3 separate regions of the Homo sapiens genome follow, and regions 2 and 3 are each linked to region 1. A link is a loop called in an ENCODE intact Hi-C map of the cell type or tissue named here. Cell type or tissue: HCT116. All regions are shown on one strand. Each heading gives the region's core, and the rest is flanking DNA. Links, peaks and the distances in the headings are about the cores only. Region 1 holds the start of LOC102724587 (a long non-coding RNA gene). Region 2 has its middle 27 kb from the start of ATP8B4. Region 3 overlaps ATP8B4 (ATPase phospholipid transporting 8B4 (putative)).

The links. A loop is a pair of places that touch in the nucleus more often than their neighbours do. Peaks named below come from ENCODE experiments on the same cell type or tissue, not always from the same donor. Only the 100,000 strongest peaks of a DNase experiment are listed, where the experiment ranks them.
Region 2: a loop joins it to region 1, with 15 times the contacts of the local background. A loop is called at or near these places in 12 of 110 quality-filtered maps.
Region 3: a loop joins it to region 1, with 2.2 times the contacts of the local background. A loop is called at or near these places in 15 of 110 quality-filtered maps.

What each region holds. Positions count from the first base shown.
Region 1 is chr15:49,873,513-49,881,338 of GRCh38, forward strand. It overlaps ATP8B4 (ATPase phospholipid transporting 8B4 (putative)), which reads right to left. Exons shown (of 28, transcript NM_024837.4): 24 at 5,864-5,947; 25 at 2,766-3,011. LOC102724587 (a long non-coding RNA gene) reads left to right here and starts at 3,787. Exons shown (of 3, transcript NR_187946.1): 1 at 3,787-3,916; 2 at 7,073-7,181. In HCT116, for the core only: CTCF peaks have their summits at 2,094 (motif pointing left) and 3,425 (motif pointing right); a DNase peak (open chromatin) is centred at 3,449.
Region 2 is chr15:50,141,970-50,149,795 of GRCh38, forward strand. It overlaps a transcript of ATP8B4 not described here. Among named protein-coding and RNA genes, the nearest start is that of ATP8B4, 27 kb to the left of the region's middle. In HCT116, for the core only: a CTCF peak has its summit at 3,626 (motif pointing left); a DNase peak (open chromatin) is centred at 3,612.
Region 3 is chr15:50,047,466-50,055,291 of GRCh38, forward strand. The region is part of intron 3 of ATP8B4 (ATPase phospholipid transporting 8B4 (putative)); the gene reads right to left. Among named protein-coding and RNA genes, the nearest start is that of ATP8B4, 68 kb to the right of the region's middle. In HCT116, for the core only: a CTCF peak has its summit at 4,554 (motif pointing left); a DNase peak (open chromatin) is centred at 4,536.

The DNA.
Region 1 (7,826 bases), core at 1,147-6,146:
AAATAAGACATAAAATTATATATATATAATCCGATTTCCATTTTTTTCATGCTAACCCTGATTTGTGATTACATGTGAATTTTAATTTTTCCCTGCATTTTTATGCTTTTCTTGAATTTCCTGCAATGTATTCCTTTTATAATAAGACTAAAAGGATTTTGTGTTTTTAGGGCAGAGGCTCCACAGGTACATACATGGCCTAAGTTTCTGCCTGGCTGCAGGAGGTGTGGCGACCGCAGCACATCCCACCTTCTGAGGCCATGCAGTACTTGACTCTCCCTGCACTGCCTTGCTTTTGAAGGCATCTAAAATCTCTCACTTTTCCCCATACCACATTTCACAGCTGGGTCATTCTGCTGGACTCAGCACAGGAGGACCCTCTCTCAGACTGGTTGGAAACTTTGGGCACATTTGAAAACTGTCAACACAATCTGTAAACACATCAGTTATAATGATTCTTTCCTAGGAACTTGACACACCCAGATGAACTCTCTTGTTATGACAGGATCAGTAGCAGGAGAATTTCCTCTCAACATCTCCCTCATTTATTCAATACTCAAGAAATATCCATTGTGTGTCACACTAACAGGTGATGTGCTCAGCTCTGGGTATACAGCGATTAACAGACATTTCCACTGCCTTCGTGAAGGTTACACTCTAGGAGGTAGAAAGACATTAAACGAGAGAACACACCACTAAATTTGTACTTACAAGGGGAGATGACAACTATGAGATAAAATAATTGATTTCTATTCCACTAGAGAAAATAAAGGGGCCTTAGTTTAAATGGATCCAGGGAGGCCCCTCTGAAGAAATGACATGTGAGGGAAACTGAGAGAAGAATGTTCCAGGCAGGAAAGAGCAAAGCCATAAGGCAAGCAAGAGACTGGTGAATTCCAGGAGCAGAACAAAAGCCAGTGTGGCTGGGGCGTGTGAGTAATGGGATTGGAGGGATGGCTAGGACCACTATTGTCCTTGAGGAGATGGAAGGCAGAGAATAGATTTTGAAGAGACAAATGGCCATTAAGGTCTGAAGCAAATGGATTTGGATTTCCTCTTGCAAAACATCCTGAATGAGGGGCTAATGGTTACTTTGAGCCTAAGGTGTGAATCCTCTCTGAAAAAACATGGATATCATTCTATATCATTCTTATAAAACTTGGATAATCAAGGGTTAGAAATTTCAAAAGTTTATTTTAAAAACTTCAAGCGACAAGAAGTCACTTGAAGCTTTTAAAATAAACTTTTGAAGTTCTGTAATTTTTTCGTGACTAAACAATGTTTTTAAAATGTGATAGTTTCTGTGGGCTCTCAACTTGTGAGAAAGTAGAAATGTGATTTCAACATTCAACTGGAATAAGAACTGTATGTTTTATGAGAAAAACAGCTTCTAAACATAAAGTTAATATAAAAACATGGCACTGGCACTATTGTAATAGCACATAAAACAAATTATGGGCAAGCAAAAAAAAAGAGAAAAAGATGCATGGGCATAACAGCAGGCTTTTTCTAAAATTATAAAGATTAAGTTAACCAAAAATTGTAGGGTTAATTGTGAACACCAGTTTCACACACACACATCTATCCATGTACACATGCACACACACATACACACAAACATTTAATGCTTGTTACATGTCACACCTACAATGACTCTTCCAGGTAATTTATTACCCTTACTTATAAACAGATCATGTTAACAGGACAGTATGAAGAATGTTTTCTATTTGCTGCTTCTTCAGATAGTGGCCTTTTATTTCAGTTACTACCTTTCAAATAATCTCTTGGAGTACCGAGGAACAGGTCTGAGCCAGAGGTGAATCAGCTGTTACCACTAAAAAGATGTCCCTGTACACCCCACCACTGTCTTCTCTATGGAAGGAGAATCCAGAGAATTGGAAATGTACCCTCATGACAGAGAAGATCACCTAATTATTAACAGTTTGCTCAGTAATCAAAAGACAACAAAATAAAACAGAGGTCACATAGCTTGCTGTACCTACTCGGAGCTACAGATAGTAATAGAGGAAAAGTTTTTCTAACTATGTGCGGTGATGCATGCCTATAATCTCAGCCACCTGGAGGCCAAGGTGAGCAATTACTTAAGCCCAGGAGCTCTAGACAAGCTTGGGCAACATAGCAAGGCCTCCTCTCAAGAAATAAAAGTTTTTGTGAACTCTAACTCAGTATCTAATGGCATTGACCACATTCACAGTAAAAAGGAAATAGAGACACAACTCAAGATGGAAGAAGGTCAATGGAACCTCAAAAAATCATCCCCACCAGAAGAGCTCCTCTGAGTGTGAGATTCGGATATGCCACAGATATAGCATTGAACCTCTTGAATAACTCCATAGAAATGTATTGCCAAGCAAACTTTAGATCTCACTTTAAAACCTGGCAGTTATTAAGTCTTAAAGAAATCATGGGAAAGTTTCTCCTTCTGTTATTGGAATTTTTTTTTTCTTCAAATACAAGAAGGAAATAATAGTATAATCATTTCTCTTTACATACAATGCACAACCCAAAGAAGTGATACATTGTGAGGTTTCTACTAACATGAATGTTACAGACGCCTAATGCTAATTCTCCCCAGTAATTTATGTTAAAGCTTCCTGCTTTCATCTCAAAATGTGTACTTAAAAGGACAGCCCCAGTATTCCTTTAGGATTATTTCCCCCCAACAAGTAGACAAAATCAATCAACAATGAAATAGTAAAAGTTGTAAACCCATCAAGTTAAGGTGCTTACACCGACAGCGTTACCTGCACACTGACCACAATGACCAAAGATGTGGCCATGGTAACTGCAAAGGACTGGTAGTCAGCAATATGTTGCCCATCTTCTCCAGCCACGTTGTAAAAGGCCCCATAGGGGATGAAGAAAAGGACTAATGAGGTGTAGATTCCATGCAACACGCAAATGAAAAATTTACGCTTGTTAAAAAGCAGATTCAGCTGTCCTGGTTTGTAGAGCTGGGGACAGTCCACGCTGTTCTGGTCACTCACATCCTGTAAACAGAGTGTAATTTCAGTGGAGAAGGATTAAAAAGAGTCAGAGAGGCCTTGTATTCCCTATCTTCAGAAATAGCAAATGCCTGTTTAAACATGTCCTAAAATGCACTACTCACTGGGCCAGAACAGGACATTATCTTGTTTGTATTCCCACAATAAACCAGAAGATAATAAAATGATCTCTACTTTACAGAGAAGGAGCTTGAGTCTCCAAGAGAGATTCATGAGAGGTCACACAGCTCGTAAGTAGCAGAACCAGGGCTTGGTTTGAGCCTAGCTATTTGGCTTCAAATTGAAGTTTCTTTCCTACACTCTCCTGCAGGCTGTCAGAAGCATTCGTGCTCCCAGAATTCCAGCACATCATGTGCAGCCAATGGGCCCCAGAAGTTAATTGTCAAGGTAGTGAGTGGTAGTGACCAGGAGATGACAGCAGAGAGCTGTGGAGTCAGAATTGTCAAATCAGAGCTCATGACTTTGGAGGGAAGTGAGCAGGAAGAAGAGAGCAGGGAAAAGGGGAAACTGCATTTGGGATTCCAGGTGAGAAGGAGGCTGGGATGAGGATCCTACCCAGTGAGAATTTTAACAGCAGTTACCAGGTGTTCAGGACAAAGAAAGAATATAGACAGAATGAGAAGGTGGCACATTTGACACCAACCAGGTCCCAAGAGAAACTAAATGCTTATCAAACCTAATGTGCACACAAATCGCCTGGGAAACAGATTGTGATTCAATAGGGCTGAGGGCCCAAGACTGCATTTCCAGCCAGCTCCAAAGTAATGCTGATAACCACAGTGAGCACCAAAGCCAAATGCCAAAAACCAAAAAGGATGGCAAGAATCAACCACAGGGGACATCAGAGGACCACAGGTGGAGGAGAAGAGGCGAAAGTGGAAGCAACACAGGTGGTGAACTATTGTGGGAGAGGAACATTCCCCTTCCTGCTTGTGGGATGGCCCAGGTCTCTCCAAACAGAGTCCCATGGAAAAACACAGGCATATTCTCTTTAGAAAGTCCTGTTTTTAGATGCTTTTGGATGCTTGTTCCCCTAGTTCAGTGACTGAGGGTTATGTGCGCAGGCTTTGAAACAAGACAGTCATGAGCTCAATCCCTGGTAACGGGTTTAGCTGGTGTGTTATCTTAAACCTGTTACTTAATCCGCCTGAGCCTTGGTTTCCTCATGCCCAGAAATGCAAACAATAACACCTCCCACATGGAACTATCGCCATGATTAAACCAGTATGTAAAGTATTTAGTAGAGTTCTTGCCACATCGTAAGTAATAAATATGCCAGATGCTTCTATAAATAACAATTAATAAAATAATGATAATAACAACAATAGCAATAATGTAGCAACCTCAAAGTTAAGAGGCCTGGTTCTAGTCTTAGCCGTGTCACTTATTGGCTGTGTGGCTTTAGGGAAATGACTCTCCAAGGCTTGGTTTCTGCCTTAAAAAATGAGCAGATCTGTTGATGATTGCTGAGGCCTGTCCAGCATAGCATTCCACGATCCTGTGATCAGTTTAAGGGCCAAGGTTGACAAAGCAGGAAAGGAGAGAGGAGCAGACACTCAACTTGATGGTAATAGGAAGCCTTATTATATTTTTTTTGAATTGCACAATAACCATCTTTTCCCAGAAACTGCTTTATTTTTATTATTTTATTCCACATTCTGGGCAGCTACAAAGCTCCAAGAAAAGAAACACTTGTAAACATGGGCGCTGAGAAATGAATGTGCTTAATCCTTTACATCTAAGGTCTTCAGAAGTTCATTACTTTTTTGTATAATTCCAGAAAATATGCCTTTCGCAAACTGCCCTTTTTACATATGAGAAGGGAGACTTAACAACTGACTACAAAGCCAGCCAAATGGGAGACTGGAGTGAGCTCATAATGTGAAGATTTATATTTTGCAATAGACGGCTTTGGCCCAGAAAATGAGGCCTAGCAAATAGGTCTAACAACAGCCTGGAGAAAATGTGGTCTCCTTAAAAATACTTTTTTAAAAAACAAAAAGTCTTTTTAAAAATAAGACACTCTAATTGTGCCACGGAAATTCCACTGGCTAGTCTTTCACTTCCCCACAGGCAGCCAGACTTTTTCCCCTTTCCAGGAAGTCCCTTCCAAGGCTCTGAGTATGCCAAGGATCTACCATTTTTGTGATTGATCCTCTCCTTTCTCCCCACTCAAGCACATTGATGCTGGGACAAAAGAAATCCATGCTCTTTCTTTCCTTGGCCATGGAGCTTCTCATCCTCCTCTCCCACTGGCAGACTGCTCTACTGGTCTGTGGCTCCTGTTCTGGGCTGTGTGTAACAAGGAAGTCTCACTGCAGATGTTCGCAACAAGGGAGTCTCACTGCAGGTGTTAGCCCCCTGTGTTCCAACCTAGCCCCATGATTTTCTATCATTGCATGGTTCTTTATAAGCTCTCAGAGGCTAAGGCAGCATTTCCCCGTGTGTGAACCACAGACACTAGTTCTGAGACATATTAATTAATAGGTGCTATATGAAAACATATACAGTCATAGAAGTTTGGGAAATGCTGGGTTAAAATGAAGTTAAAGAGATTACTTCGTACAGGACTTCTAGAGCCTTTAGAGCAATCTATGGGGTGTGAACCTCTAAGAGAAGAGTAACCAACTTTTATCAAATAATGCTTTTGGGGAAGCTAGGGTATAGGGGTAAGGGAGGCACAGTGGACCTGGAAGCATGTGTGATCCATGCAAAAGCAACTAAAACAACTGCATTCCTAGGGCTGCTACTTAGAATTGTGTTTTCTACTTAGAACCCACAAAAAACTAAAAGGCATAAAAGAGAAACTAAGTTATAAAGATGGAAAAAAAACATACCTGGTCAAAAATCCCCATGGCTAAAACAGGCAGTGATGTGTAAACAATGTTAAAAAGGGTGATGAACCACTGGTCATAAACAGTCTGAAAAGAAATATAACATATAAGTGAGAAACATCATCCATAGTAGTGAGAATATTCACATTTAGGTTAAATAACCAGGTTTTCTGAGGTGGGTGGGAGTTGACTTTTGGAATCAGACAAATATGAATTCTTTCCTAGACCTGCCTCTTATCAGCTCTGGTGCCTTAATGGGATACTAGATCTCTCTAAACGGCAGTTTCTTTATCTCTAAAGTGATGTATACCCTTCCTGCAGTGTGGCAGTGAGGACAAAATAATACATGCAGCAGTACCCCTAACATAGTGCGGGACACGTATGAGCCCCTGACCTTGTGGTGGGTTGCCATTTTATTCTCCAGGTTTTCAGTGGCTTATAATGAGTCCAATTATCTGATCCAAGTGGTAAACAAAGGATTCACTAAAATCTTCAGAGATAAATATAGTAATAAGCCTGTTATTTCTATCCTGTGTTAAAATGGAGAGGTTTTTGCGGGGGAGTGGTTTAAAGCAAGATGGGCATAAATAGCAAAACAACAAAAATATCCCCTCACACCTTTGTAGACTAATTACACAAGAATTCCCTGCATGGGCCTCACTAAAAGTCAATGAGGCATGTGAAGCAGGCATATATCCCCATTTTGCCTATGAGTACACACAGTTGTGGAAACAGAACCTTTCGGTTACAGAGCTTATTATGGGCAAAAGCAAAAATTAAAATCAACTTAATTAGTTAGAAGGTAGTAAGTGCTAGAGAGGAAAGGGGATAGGGAATGTGGGAGGGCTGTAATTGTAATACAGCAGATTGAAGAAAGTCTCACTGAGAAGTGAATTTGAGATAAGACCTGAAGGAAATGGATCTAACATGCAGCTTTCTGAAACAGCTGGAAATGCTGGGACGTGCAGCATTCTATACTGCAAGTAGGCCCCATGAAACAACCCTAAGGCAAGAAAGCATCCACTATGCTCAGAGAACAGCAAGGTGGCCCAGTTGGGTAGAGCAGAGTGACCTGTAGGAAGAATAATGGATGTCAGGAGGTAAGAAGAACAATCCTATGTAACTAAACATGGCTTATTACCTAAGTGAAAGTAGAAGACATTAGAGGACTTTAAGCAAAGGAGCAACCTGGTCTTATTTATATTTTAACAGGATTACTCTGGATGCTATGCTGAGAAGAAACTGAAGACAATGGTGGAAGTGGGAAAGCTTATGACTCAGAATAACTATTTCTAATAACAAATTTTAAGTTCTCTTCATGGTAACTCTCCTTTGTTACTCTCTGATTCCTATTTTCATTATGTGGTCTAAACCCAGCTGTAAGGATTTAGAAAGGGGGACTATATCCAATGACATGCTGATAAATGTTTAACAACAGGCTAAAAAAAAAAAAAAGCCGGCCAGGTGTGGTGGCTCACACCTGTAATCCCAGCACTTTGGGAGGCCTAGGCGGGTGGATCATGAGGTCAGGAGATCAAGACCATCCTGGCTAACATGGTGAAACCCCGTCTCTACTAAAAATACAAAAAATTAGCCAGGCATGGTGGCGGGCGCCTGTAGTCCCAGCTACTCGGGAGGCTGAGGCAGGAGAGTGGCATGAACCCGAGAGGCTGAGGTTGCAGTAAGCCAAGATCACGCCACTGCACTCCAGCCTGGGTGACAAAGCAAGACTCCGTCTCAAAACAAACAAACAAACAAACAAAAAAAAGCCTTGATTTGTAGCATTTGCCAATTTCCATGGTATAAATATTCCTCCATGACTGATTTCAAGCAATGATGCCACTGAATGTGGAGTTGAGACATACTCACCATTATATAGTATTTCTACTATACAGACCCAATATAATCTCAAGAGCATAAATAGTAAAACATGGGAAAATAATTAGCAAGGGATTCATTTTGAGTA
Region 2 (7,826 bases), core at 1,056-6,055, 270 kb after region 1:
CACATATGGCATGTCTGAGGGGCTCTTGAAAGACGAATACGAGTTTTTCCTAAAATGTAAAAACTGAGGTAGGGAAAGAGGAAGTGGACAGAATGTACAAAGGCAGAGAAGTTGCATGGTGTGTTCAGGGAATGCTGAGAAATATAACTAGAAACACTGGTTGTGTGGGACTCAGGAGTGAGTTATGATGCTGAAGAAGTAGGTCCCGAACAGGAGCCATGGGGCAGCTCTGGATGCCGAAGGAAAGCAGCTTTTATCCCTGATGGCAAGGAAGCCAACAGTGATGTTCACTTGTTTTTATGTTCATTTTTTATGAATAGACTTTTTATTGCAATATAATATACATACAGAAAAACACACAGAGCATCCAGGACACAACTCAGAGTTATCACGAAAGGTACCCAACTGTATAATCACCATCAAGGTCAAGAAACAACATGTCAGCACCTCAAAAGCCCACCCTGTCACGCCCCTTCCCACTCACCATCCACTTCCTCCTCCCCAAAGCAACTCTAGCCTAGATTTAACCCTACGGATCTGTTTTGTATTTTAATAGAGGTTTTTCAAGCAGGAAAACAACACGGCTATATTTCATTTTGAAGAACATCTTGGCAGCTCAGTGGAAGAGTCTGTGGTACAAAGAAATGGTGGTAGAAAGCAACGAGGAATGATAAAGATGGCTCTAGTTTAAGGTAGTAATGAAAAGAGGCTGATGTCCAGGGAATCTTAGTAATAAAAATCATAGCATTTACTGAGTCCTGGATACTTTCCAGGCACTGAAGTGTGGGCATGGCATAGATCTTAACATTCAATACCCCCATGCAATCCTCCAAAGTCAGTAGGCATGCAGGGAGGGAGAGGCAAAGCCAAGACTCAATTACGCACACATCTGCTTCCACCATCCATGGCCTTGACTGTTACTCTGCCTCTGTTTCTACTATCCTCCCTTTTGAGAAGAAACGAACTGTTTCAGGCTCTGACTATGTATAATGCATAGGAAGGAGTTAAGAATGAATTAAATGCTTAGCTTAGGAGAGAAGCTGAAGACCTGGAGATGCCAGGACCTTCCTTTGAGGATATCAACCTCATCAAAGCCCTCATTTCCCTTAAAGGCAAGAACTTTTCTTCTAAAAATAGAAATTGAAGAGCAAGTAATTCTAGTTGGCTGCCAAAACTGTGCCATCAGAGGCTTGATGTTGTATTATCTATTGCTGTGTAACAAATCACCCCCAACACTTAGTGGCTTAAAACAACAATATAGTGTCTGTGGGTCAGAAATTCAGGAGCAAGTTGATGGGCAGTTTTGGCTTGCTGCCTTCAGTCAGATACTAGTTGATTCTGCAGTCACCCAGGGGCTTGACTGGGGCTGGAGGAATCATTTTCTGAATGGCTCACTCACATGGTGGGCACATTGGTGCTGACTGTTGAGTAAAGACCTCAGCTTCTCTCCAAGTAGATCTCTCCATAAAGCTGCTTTAGTGTCCTCATAGCATGCAGCTGGCTCTCCTCAAAGTGAGTGATCCAAGACACTAAAGCAGAAACTACAAAGCTTTTGATAAGCTAACCTCAGAAGTAACATATTTTTACTTTCACAATATTCCATCAGTTATTGACTATACAGAGTCAGCCGTGATTCAGTGTGGTCATTTCACAGTGCATGAGTACCAGGCAGCATGAATCTCTGGAGGTCAACTTAGAGGCTAGGTGCCACAGTAGTAAAGGGTGGCTTTGTGCAAATCACAAGTGTTCTATGAAGCATTTCAAATGGAAACAGGGAGGGATGATTCTGCATTCCTGACAGATGGAACAGCGTGATTAAAGGTACCATGTTATATGCCCTCTGTCTGATTTGGCTAAAGTGAACTAATCATGAGTGAGGGGGAGAAAACCCAGAAAATACAGGCCTACGTTGTAGACTGCCTTGCATGTCTGAAAAGGGAACATCAACTTCACCTGTAGATAAATGGGAGCCACACATGCTATCTCAGTGAAAGGATGACATGTAAGGATCATAAAACATTAGAATGGAAGGGCTTTTTGAGACCAACTTCCTATCAATAGACTGTTTTCATGGTGCCCTGGAAGCTGAGCCAATTCAGGTCCCTTTGTTTTACCAAAGGAAACATACTAGGTCAGGGTTGTGCCTTAGGAAGGCAATCCTGGCCACAATGTGGAAAATCGATTTAGAGGAGGGAAGAATGGAAGCAGGGATGCCAAGTTGAAACCTTAGTCCATTTCCCAGTATGAAAAGCCTAAAGTATGATGATGGTGGTAGAAATGCAAAGGAGGGGAAGAGACGTGAAAAACATTCTGAGATAATTATATTGAACATGATAGACTTTTGCATTCACAGTGTATTAGTCCATTTTTCACACTGCTGTAAAGAAATACCTGAGACTGGGTAATTTGTAAAGAAAAGAGGTTTGATTGACTCACAGTTACGCATGGCTGGGGAGGCCTCAGGAAACTTACAATCATGGCAGAAGGCAAAGAGGAAGCAAGGCACATCTTACGTGGCAGCAGGAGAGAAGAGCAAAAAGGGAAAATGTCAAACACTTACAAAACCATCAGATCACATGAGACTCACTCACTATCTTGAGAACAGCATGGGGGCATTACCTCCCACCAAGTCCCTCCCTTGACACATGAGGATTACAATTCAAGATGAGATTTGGGTAGGGACACAGAGCCAAACTATATCACAAAGTTAAGGCATGTTTTCCTTCACTTCATCATGAAAGAATAACCTAATATGAGATGACATCATTTGCAATTACCCTTGTTTTTTTTTTTACATCTTTCTTCCTATCCACAGGGCCTACCTTTCCCTAACTATCAACTCATATCTATGATTTCCTTCAGCACCTTTTTCAAAGTTCACTTACTCCTGGAAGCCGTCACGGACTACTCTCAGCTGATCAGATCACTCCTGCCCTCTACACTTATGGAAGCAGTTGCTTCCATATCATATTACACTACTGAATATCGTAGAAAATATTTCGTTCTTAAAGCCTAGCTGAGCCATGAAAAGCAGTGACTGATATTAAATAGAACTTTTTGCAAGATCTATTGAGTTAACCAGGGGTATGGTATTACCTCTACAATCCCAGCTATATGTACCACATCCTAATCTGAGTTAAAATGAACCTTGATATTTAGTTTACTTTTTGGCTTTGACTACTTTTTACTTGTTTTAAAAATCAGGATAAAACAAAATTGAACAAAAAATAAAGAGGTAAAGTGCATTCAATAAAGAGATTTTAATTAACACTGGGCATAAAAATACATTTTACTGAATCTTAAGGGTTTTTTAACATTTGCTGTTTATAGTATCTTGTCTGATTTGAGAGGCTATCAAATCACAGATCAGTCATACATTGATTCAGGATCAGTCTCTTTCTTTTTTCAGTATATTACATTACTGAGGGATAAACTGGATTTAGAGTTAATTTTAAAAGTTAAATTGGTATTACCTGAAAAATGAATCCATTTAAAATATTTCTGCATTGGGTGGGAGTCTGTCCTAAACACACTCCACAGCTCATCATTCCATGTAGGTGCGTCACCCTATCCCAGAACACAAAGGAAACTTATTCTTGGAGTGTTACTGCCATCTAGTGGAAATTTTACTAAATGTGAATAAATTCTTAAGGCTAATTAGGCCCCCTACTCTCTTCACCGCCACTCTCACCATGTCTTTTTTTCTTTTTCCTTCCTTTCTTTCTTTCTTTCTTACTATCACAGGTGCACTCAGGTACACCAAGAAGAGAAAATGCTTGCTCAGTCATTGGGAACTTTTTTGAAAATTGGTGCTTTGTGCCCAGCAAGACAATATTTCTATTTGGCCAAAGCTACTTTGTCAGAAGATATATGAATATGTCCTAATTTTTGCAAAAAAAGAAATGCAGAAAGGATTAACCAGAAACTAATGGGATTGATTACCTAAAGCAAAAGGATGAAAATGAATGAGAAAGATGGAAAAAGATAGAACTCTTCTGATTATATTTTTATATAGTTTTTACTCTTGAACCACATAAATGTTTACTTTTTTTTTTTTTTTTGAGACGGAGTCTCACTCTGTTGCCCAGGCTGGAGTGCAGGAGCGCGATCTCGGGTCACTGCAACCTCTGCCCTCTGAGTTCAAGTGGTTCACCTACCTCAGCATCCCGAGTAGCTGGGATTACAGGCGTCTGCCACCGTGCCCAGCTAATTTTTTGTGTTTTTAGTAGAGACGGGGTTTCACCATCTTGGCCAGGCTGGTCTTGAACTCTGACCTCGTGATTCACCTGCCTTGGCCTCCCAAAGTGCCGGGATTACAGGCATGAGCCACCACGCCCGGCCTACATTTTCAAATATAAAATTTAGTCACCAGGCTGGGAGGACTGTTAAGTTGAACAGAAACAGAAACAAATCAACCTAAGCATGTATCATATAAAAAATGTAATTATTCAGAACAAGAAAAATAATTATTCCAAGTAACTTGTGAATGTGAAATTCTAACTGGCCACCCTCAGGGAATATTCTAAGGATAATAATTAAGAAAGCCTTGAACTTTACCTGGTAAGGTAAGTTTGTCTTTGGTAGTGGTATTGATGTAGTAATTCTGAAACTACTTTGCGTGTGTTTTAGAATTTCAAATAGATAAACATATTGATCTTGCTGGTGTTGCAGGACTTTTCCTTAGTTCAGCTAAAGACAGGGTCCTTTTCCGTCCCATGGTCACCAACATTTAGGCTCATAGATGGTTTGAAGCGTGAGTAAAGCAGGGTTGTATTGGGTAAAAGGGAAAAAAGGGGAAACAGGGATCCTCCTAAGGCCAGAGTCCCTGCTAGAGAACTTCCCACCCACAAGTTCCACACAGGAAGAGGAGGAGCCTTGAATCCCAGGTTCCACACAGGAAGAGGAACCCTTCTGCAAATGTTGTGAACTTCTGTGTCTCCACCCCAGTGTGCACTCTTCCCAGTGCACAAGCCAGTTGGAGTTTTTCCAGGGATCCTCTTCCCACTTGGCTGTCTCACTGGGAACCAGTTTTCCCATTATGGGAGGGTTGTTTTTTGTTTTTTAAAAGAGATATGGAGTAAAGGAAGAAGACGCAAACTCTTTGGTGTTGGGTTACGAAGTTAGAGGTATCAGTACAAATTCGAGGTCTTTAAAACTATGTATTAGCCAGGCACGGTGGCTCACGCCTGTAATCCCAGCACTTGGGGAGGTCAAGGTGGGCAGATCACCTGAGGTCAGGAGTTCAAGACCAGCCTGGGCAACATGGTAAAACCCTGCCTCTACTACAATTACAAGAATTAGTCGGGTGTGGTGCTGCATGCCTGTAATCCCAGCTACTCAGGAGGCTGAGGCATGAGAATCGCTTGAACTGGGGAGGCGGAGGTTGCAGTGAACAGAGATCACACCACTGCACTCCATCCTGGGTGACAGAGAGAAAGAGACACTGTCTCCAAAAAAAAAAAAAAAAAAAAAGTATATACTTCCTATTTTGTCCATTGAAAGAGCCTAGAAGCAATAACCCTCCTGCAGAAGGAGTATACCTGCACCCTGGCTTCCATGTCTAAACACCATAGTCAAAAGACAAAAGCAGGATCCCACGGAGAAATGGTTGATTCCAGGGCTGGGTCAAGGGAAGCACAAGGTGATCCTGGAACATCTTTTGTTTCAGAACATCAGAACATGCTCAAAAGCTGATCGGGACCTGCCAAAAGACACAGGAGCCAACCAAGATCAATGACACAAAAGAATATATAACATTGAATTTTTTGAAAATTGCTGAGTCTATACCCAACCTTTAAAGGAGGAAAAAAAGAAAAAGAAAAGATGCCAATGAATGCATGTGGAAGGAATGATAGAAACAGAAAATCACCCTCTCAGAACCACCATAGAAATAATAGATTCAGGCAAGGATCATCAAAGAGTGCCAAAATCATTCAGTGGGAAATTGGGGCGTAAAAGAATATTTATACAATCTAAAAGTATAACTCCATGCAATACATATTAATTACAAAGAAGAACTATATCTTTCCAATGCATCTAGCAGTTAGCATTTCTACTAAGTGATCCAACTTAATACGAGCAATAATGGGACAATCAGGCAGCAGATGCCTCCTGGTCTGACACACTGAGAAGGACAGAACACCACTTCTTTAGTGTTCCTGCCAAACTGCAAAACCTGAATCTAATCATGAGGAAACATCACATAAACCCAAGTTAAAGAACATTCAACAAAATACTGGCCTGGACTCCAAAAATGTTAATGTCAATTAAAGACCAAGGAAAAGCTGGGGAACTGCTCTTGATTAAAGGAAACATAAAAGACATAAATAATTATATTTAATATTAAATGCAATCTGTAATCTAGATTGGCTTTTGGATGGTTTACAAAAAAAAAGCTATAAGACATTGCAATGGGTTGAATGTGTCCCCTCCAAAATGTAGGTGTTGCCAATATGACAGTATTAAGAGGTGGGGCCTTTAAAAGGGGATTAGGCCATGAGAGCTCCTCCCTCATGAATGGGATTAAGGCCCTTACAAAAGAGGCTTCATGCAGTATGCATTCCTTGCCATTCCACCTTCTGCCACGTGAGGACACAGCATTCCTTTTCTTGGAGGCTACAGCCTTCACCAGATAACCAAACCTGCTAATGCAAAGGATCTTGGACTTTCTAGCCTCCAAAACTATGAAAAAATAAATTTCTGTTCTTTATAAATTACCCAGTCTAAGGTACTCTGTAATAGCAGCACAAAACAGGCTAACACAGATATTATTGAAGTAATTCGAAAACTGAATAAGAATTCATATTAGATAATAATATTAAATGTAATATTAGATAATAAAATTGTATCGACTTCAAGTTTCCCAAGTGTTATAATTCTGTTGTAGTTAGATTACAAAATTCTCTTGTTTTAAGTGATACGTACTGAAAGTATTTAGGAATAAAATGTTATATTGTCTACAACTATCTCTCAAATGGTTCAACATCATTTCATCCATAAGTACTTAGTATGTATCTCAAAAAGATAAGTATCCCTTTTAAAAATAACAATACATCATGCTATTTTTAAAGCTTCCCAGGTGATTCTCTTGTTCATCTATGAATCAATACTACAGAGATGATAAGCAGAACTAATCTCAGGGGTTAAATGTGAATGTGGTGGTGGCAGTTGAGAACATTGTGTTAAGAACAATTCTGACACATGATTAGGCTCAGCCTAAGATAATGCCATGATTGATTGGCTAGGTCTGCCGTAGTGCCCAGTATGTCCCTGTATATTATCTGAGTCATGTCATAAGCATAAAACACAGAAGACAAGAGAGAGTAAGCTATAGGCCAGAAGTTAGAAAGGAGATCCTAGTATCACTGGTAGAGTCTGATCTGGTGATAGACTGCTGACCTCTCTTCCTCTTCAAATCAGTCAGACCTGTTTTCCTGGTTAAACAGTTTATAAGGAAACAAAAGGCAAGCATGGGAGGGGATAATATGTGTATGTGCACTAAGCCTTGAAGCAGATCTCTTTGATCATCACAGAGTCCACTGAGGTGGTAGGAAACAACTGCAGAGAGGAGCTCTTTAGAGAAATAACCACAATAATAATAATGATAATGATGATAATATGCTCAAAAGAGAAGTGAATCTAATGAAAAACTACTTCATTAGAATGAAATTCTAATAGAGGCATTTATCAACCTAAATAGCAAAGAAAGACTCTCTAAAAATAAATGATATGTATTTGGGAATAAGGCATTGCAGTGGGAAAGCACATGCCATAGTAAACTATGTGTGTATTCAGGGCAGTAAAGGAAGACAAAGGCTTTTAAGAGA
Region 3 (7,826 bases), core at 1,639-6,638, 170 kb after region 1:
TGGAAAAGAAATAGCATCATGTTAGTTTGGGGCAAGGCATTGCTCATGATCAGAAATAGCTCTAAAACCTACAAGCCTGAGCCAGAGTAAGAAAGATAAGCCGGTTATCTAGGAAATTTCAACTCTGTGTGGCTCAAGGCCTTCATTTTTCCCAAGATGATATGCTCCTGATACTAGATGAAATTACTGGTCCATGCCATAAACTCACCTGTAACTAAATATGTATCAAATGCAAAAGTCTACCCCTGAGATTTCTGACTTAAGCACTCAACTATTTGGCAGTCATTGCTTGAGTACCTACTGTATGCAGTATTGAGTTCCTGTTGGAGCCCGCAAGGCAGGAGGGAACTTCAGAAATCATCTGGTCCACCTTCCCAAAGCATGACCCTTTTAGATACCTCCGACAAGGGGCTCCTAGGTCTGTCTTAGAAGATCTCCTGGGATGGGAAACTGACTGCCTCGCAAGGCAGCCCGTCCCCATTTCAGAACGGGAATTGCTGGAATGGTCCTTATTATGAGGAACCCAAATCTGCCTCCCTATAACTTCTTTTTTTTTAATAACTATTTTTTTCTACTTTTATTTTAGGTTCAGGAGCATGTGTGCAGGCTTGTCACATGAGAGAACTACATGTCACTGAGGTTTGGTGTATGAATGATCCTGTCGTCAGGTAAAGAGCATGTTAGAGTGGGTGGAGAGCTAGACATTAACAGGAGGGGAGCTCCTGGGAAAGGAAACCTCTGGGAAGGCTCACACCTGAGGGACCACCCAAAATTTGCATATTAATGCCATTTCTAATGCTTGTCGGGGGGCACTTAGTCATATGTGGGTAGGAGAGCGAGAAGGTAGCCACACAGAAAGAAACACCGCGGAATGCCTCTTAAGACACCCCAATAATCATTCACTCTGCAGTTAAAATGTCAGAATGTCGTTAGCTACATGCTAATAAGAAGGGCAAAGGGGGCCAAGCACAGTGGCTCACGCCTATAATCCCAGCATTTTGGGAGGCAGAGGTAGGTGGATCACTTGAGGTCAGGAGTTCGAGACCAGCCTGGCCAACAAGATGAAACCCCCTCTCTACTACAAATACAAAAATTAGCCAGGCATGGTGGTGCACGCCTGTAATCCCAGCTACTGAGGAGGCTGAGGCAGGAGAATCGCTTGAACCCAGGAAGCGGAGGTCGCAGTGAGCCGGAATTGCACCACTGCACTCCAGCCTGGGTGATGGAGCAAGACTCTGCCAAAAAAAAAAAAGGAAAAAAGATGGGCAAAGGGGACATTACCAAGAGAAACCTGGCACCACAAGTACAGATTAGGACACACAAGGAAATTCCAAAGAGATATGTAGGCCCAACAGGTATAGATTTGACCACTATACAACCTTTCTGGGGTGGCAGCAATGAGCAGGGCCACCATCAGACAGGATTTGTACTGATCACCAGCCCACACATGCACATTAACCAACAGTAAGGGAGGGTCCCACAAGCCTAGGTGAGGAGTTAAGGCAGGAGCGGGAAAAACTAGGCAAAGGAGAAAGGTGGAGACTTGAGACAGGGGCAGTAATTTGCAGAAAAAGTCCAGCATGATAAAGCTCCCTGTGCAGAACCTTTGGAACTGTTTTCGCACAGGATCATCCCACTCCTCCTTTGGGGTGTACCCATTTTTCCTACAATAAGCTCTTTACAATATATTTCTTTTCAATAAAATTTTTTGCTATCTTTGTACTGTCTCTTGGTTGAAATCTTTCTTCCAAGTTAGACAAGAGCTGGGACATCCACTCTCCCTAGTAACAAGCATAGTATCCAATAGGTAGTTTTTCAACCCTTACCCCACCCTTTCACTCTCCTCACTCTAGTAATCCCCAATGTCTATTGCTGCTGTATATGTCCATGAGTACTCATTGTTTAGCCCCCACTCATAAGTGAGAACTTGCAGTCTTTGGTTTTATGATCCTGTGTTAATTCACTTCAGATAATGGCCTCCAGCTTCACCCATGCTGCTGCAAAGGACATGTTTCATTCTTTTTTTATGCCTGTGTGGTATTCCATGGTGTATATGTACCACATTTTTCTTTATCCAGTCCACCATTGATGGGCATCTAGGTTGACTCCATGTCTTTGCTATTGTAAATAGTGCCGTAATGAACATACAAGTGCATGTGTCTTTATGGTAGAACGATTTATTTTCCATTGGGTGTATACCCAGTAATTGGATTGCTGGGTCAAATACTAGTTCTGTTTTAGGTTCTTTGAGGAATTGCCACACTGTTTTCCACAATGGCTGAACTTATTTACACTCCTACCAACAGTGTATAAGCATTCCTTTTTCTCTGCAACCTCAACATCTGTTATTTTTTTTTCTTTTTTTACTTTTTAATAATGGCCATTCTGACTGGTGTGAGATGGCATCTCATTGTGGTTTTGATTTGCCTTTCTTTAATGATTAGTGGTATTTAGCATTTTTTCATATATTTGTTGGTCACATGTATGTCTTCTTTTGAGAAGTGTCTTCTTGCCACATAGCAAATTCCATGCCTGGGGTCACCTAGACCAAGTCTAAGGCCTTTCTATGTTGATAACCTTCAAATACTTGAGAACCACTCATAGGACTCCCATAAATATTTATTCTGACTCAGACATTCCCAAACCTTTCAACCATTCTCTATGATTTATTTTACAGACATTTCTTCCCAGTGAGGCTCTTTTGGGTCCATCCCAGCTTCTCTGCATCTCTCTTAAAACATGATGCCTAGAACCAAACACAACTGCAGATCTAGCTCAACAAGTCTATGTATAGTAAGGACTTTGATGTCCTGTGTTCTGAACTATTGTACTGACATGTCCAAAGATTTCATTGGCATTCTGGCAATTGTGTCTCACTATATCTTCATATTAAGTTTTGATCAACAAAAATTCCTAGATCATTTCTACATAAATCACTATTAAATCATCTTTCCCTTTCTATACATTTATAGTTGGTTTTTAAAATATTTATGTATACATCTTTCATATTTCCTATTACACCAGCCTAATGAAAAAATATTTAATCTTGAGTATACTATCTAAAGCATTAAATATTCCTCCCAGCTTTGTGTCATCAGAAAATTTCAAACACATGCCTTTTATATGTTCTTCCAAAGCTGTAGACAAATATACATTAAAAAAAAAACAGGCTAAATGCACCAAAAGAAATTTTAATTAAACCAATAAAGCTATGGCAAACTACTAGAGACCTCTCTACAAATTAATGTTAACAATTTTTTCAGGTTTAATATGTTTTATATAAAACATATTAAATATGTTTTATTTAACCACTTGTAAAGCCATGTAACTATATTATTTGAGGCTTAATTCTATCCTATCCACAAAGATAACATGAGAAATTTGGGGTGACAGATATTACTGAAATTCAGAATCAATATGCCCAGAATAATATTTTTTAAATGAGGTTAGTTTGGGGTAACTTGTTTTAGGTGAACCTACACTGGCTCCTAGCCATCACTCCTATCTGTTTTTTTAGAGTCCAGTCATCTGTTAAATGACCATTTTTAACATTTGATATGGTTGGGCTGTGTCCCTACCCAAATCTCATCTTGAATTGTAGTTCCCATAATCCTCACATGTCGTAGGAGGGACCCGATGGGAGATAACTGAATCATTAGAGTGGTTACCCTGATGCTGCTATGCTCATGATAGTGAGTGAGTTTTCACAAGATCTGACCATTTTATAAGGGGCTTTCCCTTCTTTTGCTCAGCACTTCTCCTTGTTGCCTCCATGTGAAGAAGGACGTGTTTGCTTCCCCTTCCATCATGACTCTAAGATTCCTTAGGCCTCCCCAGCCATGCTGAACTGTGAATTAATTAAACCTCTTTTCTTTATAAGTTACCCAGTCTCAGGTATGTCTTTATTAGCAGCATGAAAACGGACTAATACAACATTTGTCAGGAATCAAGGTGTCCAGTTTTGTGCTACAAGTTCTGGGAAAATAAGAAGAGATGTCAAGAGAAGAGTTTCCAGCTTAGTTGGTCTGATGCACATTAATGTACTGAAAACCGTTCTGAAAGCTAATAATGATGATATTGCAGTATGTTAACTACTCAAGAAGTTAACACACTGCAAAATAGGGTGTTGGTACTGTCAATCACATGTTTTTCTAAAGAAAGGATTTGGAGAAAAGAATGGGGAAGATTAAAGCTAAGGAGAAAATACAGTTAAATAAGGAGCTCACATTCCTAATTCTGTTTTATATTTTCCTTCTAACTTAAAGCTAAAATAGAGGTTAGCCTAGCATCTTGCAAAAAGGACATATGCAATGTCTATAACTGTCAAAACCACGGCAGGAATTATAAAGACACTCTCCTACAAAACTGAGTTCCATATAGGTAAAGAGCTAATTCTGTGGGATAAATAATGCCAAACAGAAACTATGACAATTTTCTCCTATTTGCTTAGCATGACATATAGCAATGATTGTGTTTGTTCTACTCGTTCTGTTGTAACTTAGTCACAGATGATGAAAACCCTCACAGCTTTGAATGGGAACAAGGAACAAGGGCTCCCCCTCCTGGAAAATCTCTGGGCCAGTCTACTTTTCTTTGTTTTTCAACCAAAAGCAAAACACATTTCCATTTCCACTGCCCTGTCCAAGCATATGAGTACTGCATTGGTAAGACCTTAAATCAGGCACATTAATATTTAGTCATTTCATAGGCTATAGGCCTACAGTCCAATCTGAGTACAGTTCATTCCATAATAAGGCACAGAAAGATCTTCACCACTATCCTCTCAGAAGTACTTTCCCACCATGAATGACTACAAACATCCCAATCCAGAAGAAAAGGAGTAGACTCCACGGAGCCTCTTTGGTGCTGATAAAAGCCAAACTAGAGGCCACGGCATTAGCTTGTTAGTGAGGAGGAATGGTTAACAGATTCCATGATGAGGTAGGCTTGGGCTCACAGTCACAGGTGATGCCAGACCAGGGCAGGGTCCCACATAGTGGGAAAGTGCCTCCCCGTAAATGAATGTGAGGAAGCACATGTTCCCTGTGGAAAATGTGCTTCCAAGAGGGAGAAGGGCAAAGATGAGCTGAGGCCCATTATTCCTCCAAGATTGGCCCATCGGGTCAATGACTTCATCTCACATGTGGCAGAGTAGTAATGGAGTTGGGAGAGAGTGTCACACCAGTAGAGAACCCTCCACCTGGAAGGCAATGTCATTGCTTCTCTAAAATATTTTAACGCAAAGGCCCTTAGGTAGGCAAAAGGTGGCACACTTGGGGATCTAGAAGAGGGCCTATGAGGCTGGACTGCAGAGATCAGCACAGACTAGATGGAGTAGTTCCTCAGAATACATACTAAGAATTTTAGTCGTCCTTATTATCAAGACCAAAAGAGTCTTTATTATAAAGACTAATAAAGACTAAAATCCTAAGTGAAGGGGGAATTACTGAAACATCTTAAGCAAAGAAGTAACTTGAGATTTTTATTTTAAAATATCACCCTAGCTAGGTGGAAAACAAATCAGTGGTAACACAAGAATAGATATGAAAAGAGCGATGAGGAGGTCTTTGCATTAGTCCAGGTGAAAGATGATGCACAGCTTGGATCAGGGTGGGGACAGAAGGAACGACCATGAATGGTAATAATTACTGACATTTATCAAGCTCTTACTATGTGTACTAAGAGTTTTACATTTTACAGCTCATCTTATCCCACAACATTCTTATGAAATAGGTACTATTATTTCCTTTCTGTAGAAGGGAAATCCAAGGTTCAGAGAGATTAAGTAACTTACTAACTTACACGAGTTGACACAGCTTGTAAGTGGTGATTGTAAGAGCCAGGATTTGGATCTAGCAATAGACATTCTGCTCCAGAGCCCACCCTCTTCACCACTGTGCTGCCCCAATTCATTGCAAAGCAGTTATCTCTTCTGCTTTCAGAGTAATCTGCCCTTGCTCTCTCTTCCAGTCTGCATTTCAAGCCTGCTGCCACTTTCTTACCAAAGGAAATTCAGTTTATTTACCTTCTCCTCTCTAGTCAAGCCCTTCAGGCAGAGCCCTCGTTCTACTGCCTGATGTATGCTTACAGTTTCCTTGGATTCTCTTTCAGTTCCCCTCAAGAATGATTCTCTTGGCCCCTAACAAAGCTCAATGCAGACAAATAGTAGACATAACCACTCCCTTACTTTAGCTTTCAACAGAAGCACAGTGGCCAAAGTCCTTTATATTTCCAGCATTTACTACTTGGTGGGGGGGTGGGGTGAAGGTGGGGAATAAAGTAAAGAAAATGGAGTAAAAATGACAAATTTTTCAGAGATGGGCTACCAAATAAAATATTAATAAAATGGGAAGTATTATTTTTTCTAGAGATCCTCATTATACATGCAAATTAAGTATATTGCTTAAGTAAACAAAGCAAATAGAAAATAACAAACTCTGCTATATTAGCAAACATTTGGAGCATTTGGGAGATTGCCTCAATTTTTCCACTGGCAAAATGGAACTAATAACATTTCTCATATATTTATAGGACTATCATGGAAATGAGAGCATAGATGTAAAAATATTTCTGCTAAATTGAAAGAATTATGCAAATATAGGATTTTTGTGAGTGATCCCAAATAATTCAACTGTATCAAGAAATGCAATGTACTAGTCAGGATAACCAGCTATGCTACAGTAATAACTCCAAAATCTTCACAGCTTAACCCAGTAAGAGTTTGTTTCTTGTTCATGCTACTTGCCCAACATGAGTCTCCTCATCAGATACTCATAACGGAGCACCCACCATCTCCAATGCTTCGAGGTATATTACCAGAGGAAAAAGAAGCTCTGAACAGTCTCACTCTCAAATGTAATGCTTCAACCCAAATGCTCACAACTTACTGGCCAAAAGAGTCACCATGGGTCCAAAAGACAGAAAGCTAGAAACATTAATGGATATCACTAATGGCTATTGCAACCAGTAATGGACGCTAACCTAGTATTTTGAGAGTAAGAGACATATCTACTAGCAAATATATCAAAAACCAACTGGCTGGGCACGGTGGCTCACGCCGGTAATCCCAGCACTTTGGGAGGCTGAGGCAGGCGGATCACAAGGTCAGGAGATCGAGATCAGCCTGGCTAACATGGTGAAACCCCATCTCTACTAAAAATACAAAAAAATTGGCCGTGTGTGGTGGCAGGTGCCTGTAGTCCCAGCTACTTGGGAGGCTGAGGCAGGAGAATAGCATGAACCCAGGAGGCTGAGCTTGCAGTGAGCCGAGATCGTGCCACTGCACTCCAGCCTGGGCGACAGAGGGAGACTCCGCCTCAAAAAAAAAAAAAAAAAAAAAAAAAACAAAAAAAAAAAAACACCAACCTCAGCACTTTAAATTCAGTCCTGTTAACGACACATGTAATATTCCTTTGACTATTTCCTCTCCCCATCAGCTAAACAATGTGCCAAATTCCTTAGTTTCACGAACTGGATAGATTCATCTCCCATCCATAATTCCAGGGTCAAATTAGCTTAAGGCAAGTACATGGCCCACCCTCCTAATTACAATTTTGAATTCAGACACTGGCACATAAACTACGTCAATTCTGAAATTTGCTGATAATGTAAGCTTTCTCTTTTCTATTGCATTCCAATCTGGAAACAAGTAGCCCTAGAGATTACTAACAGCAACTTGGGGCTATGAGTGGGGAGGCTGCCAAGAACAAACTCCGCACTAAAAATGCAGGGCCAAGAAATGCAGAGAAAGAAACTAGACCAAGCCTCTCCTGAGACTAGCCCTATCTCTGGACTTTTCAGCTACATGATCTGTCCATTCAACTCAA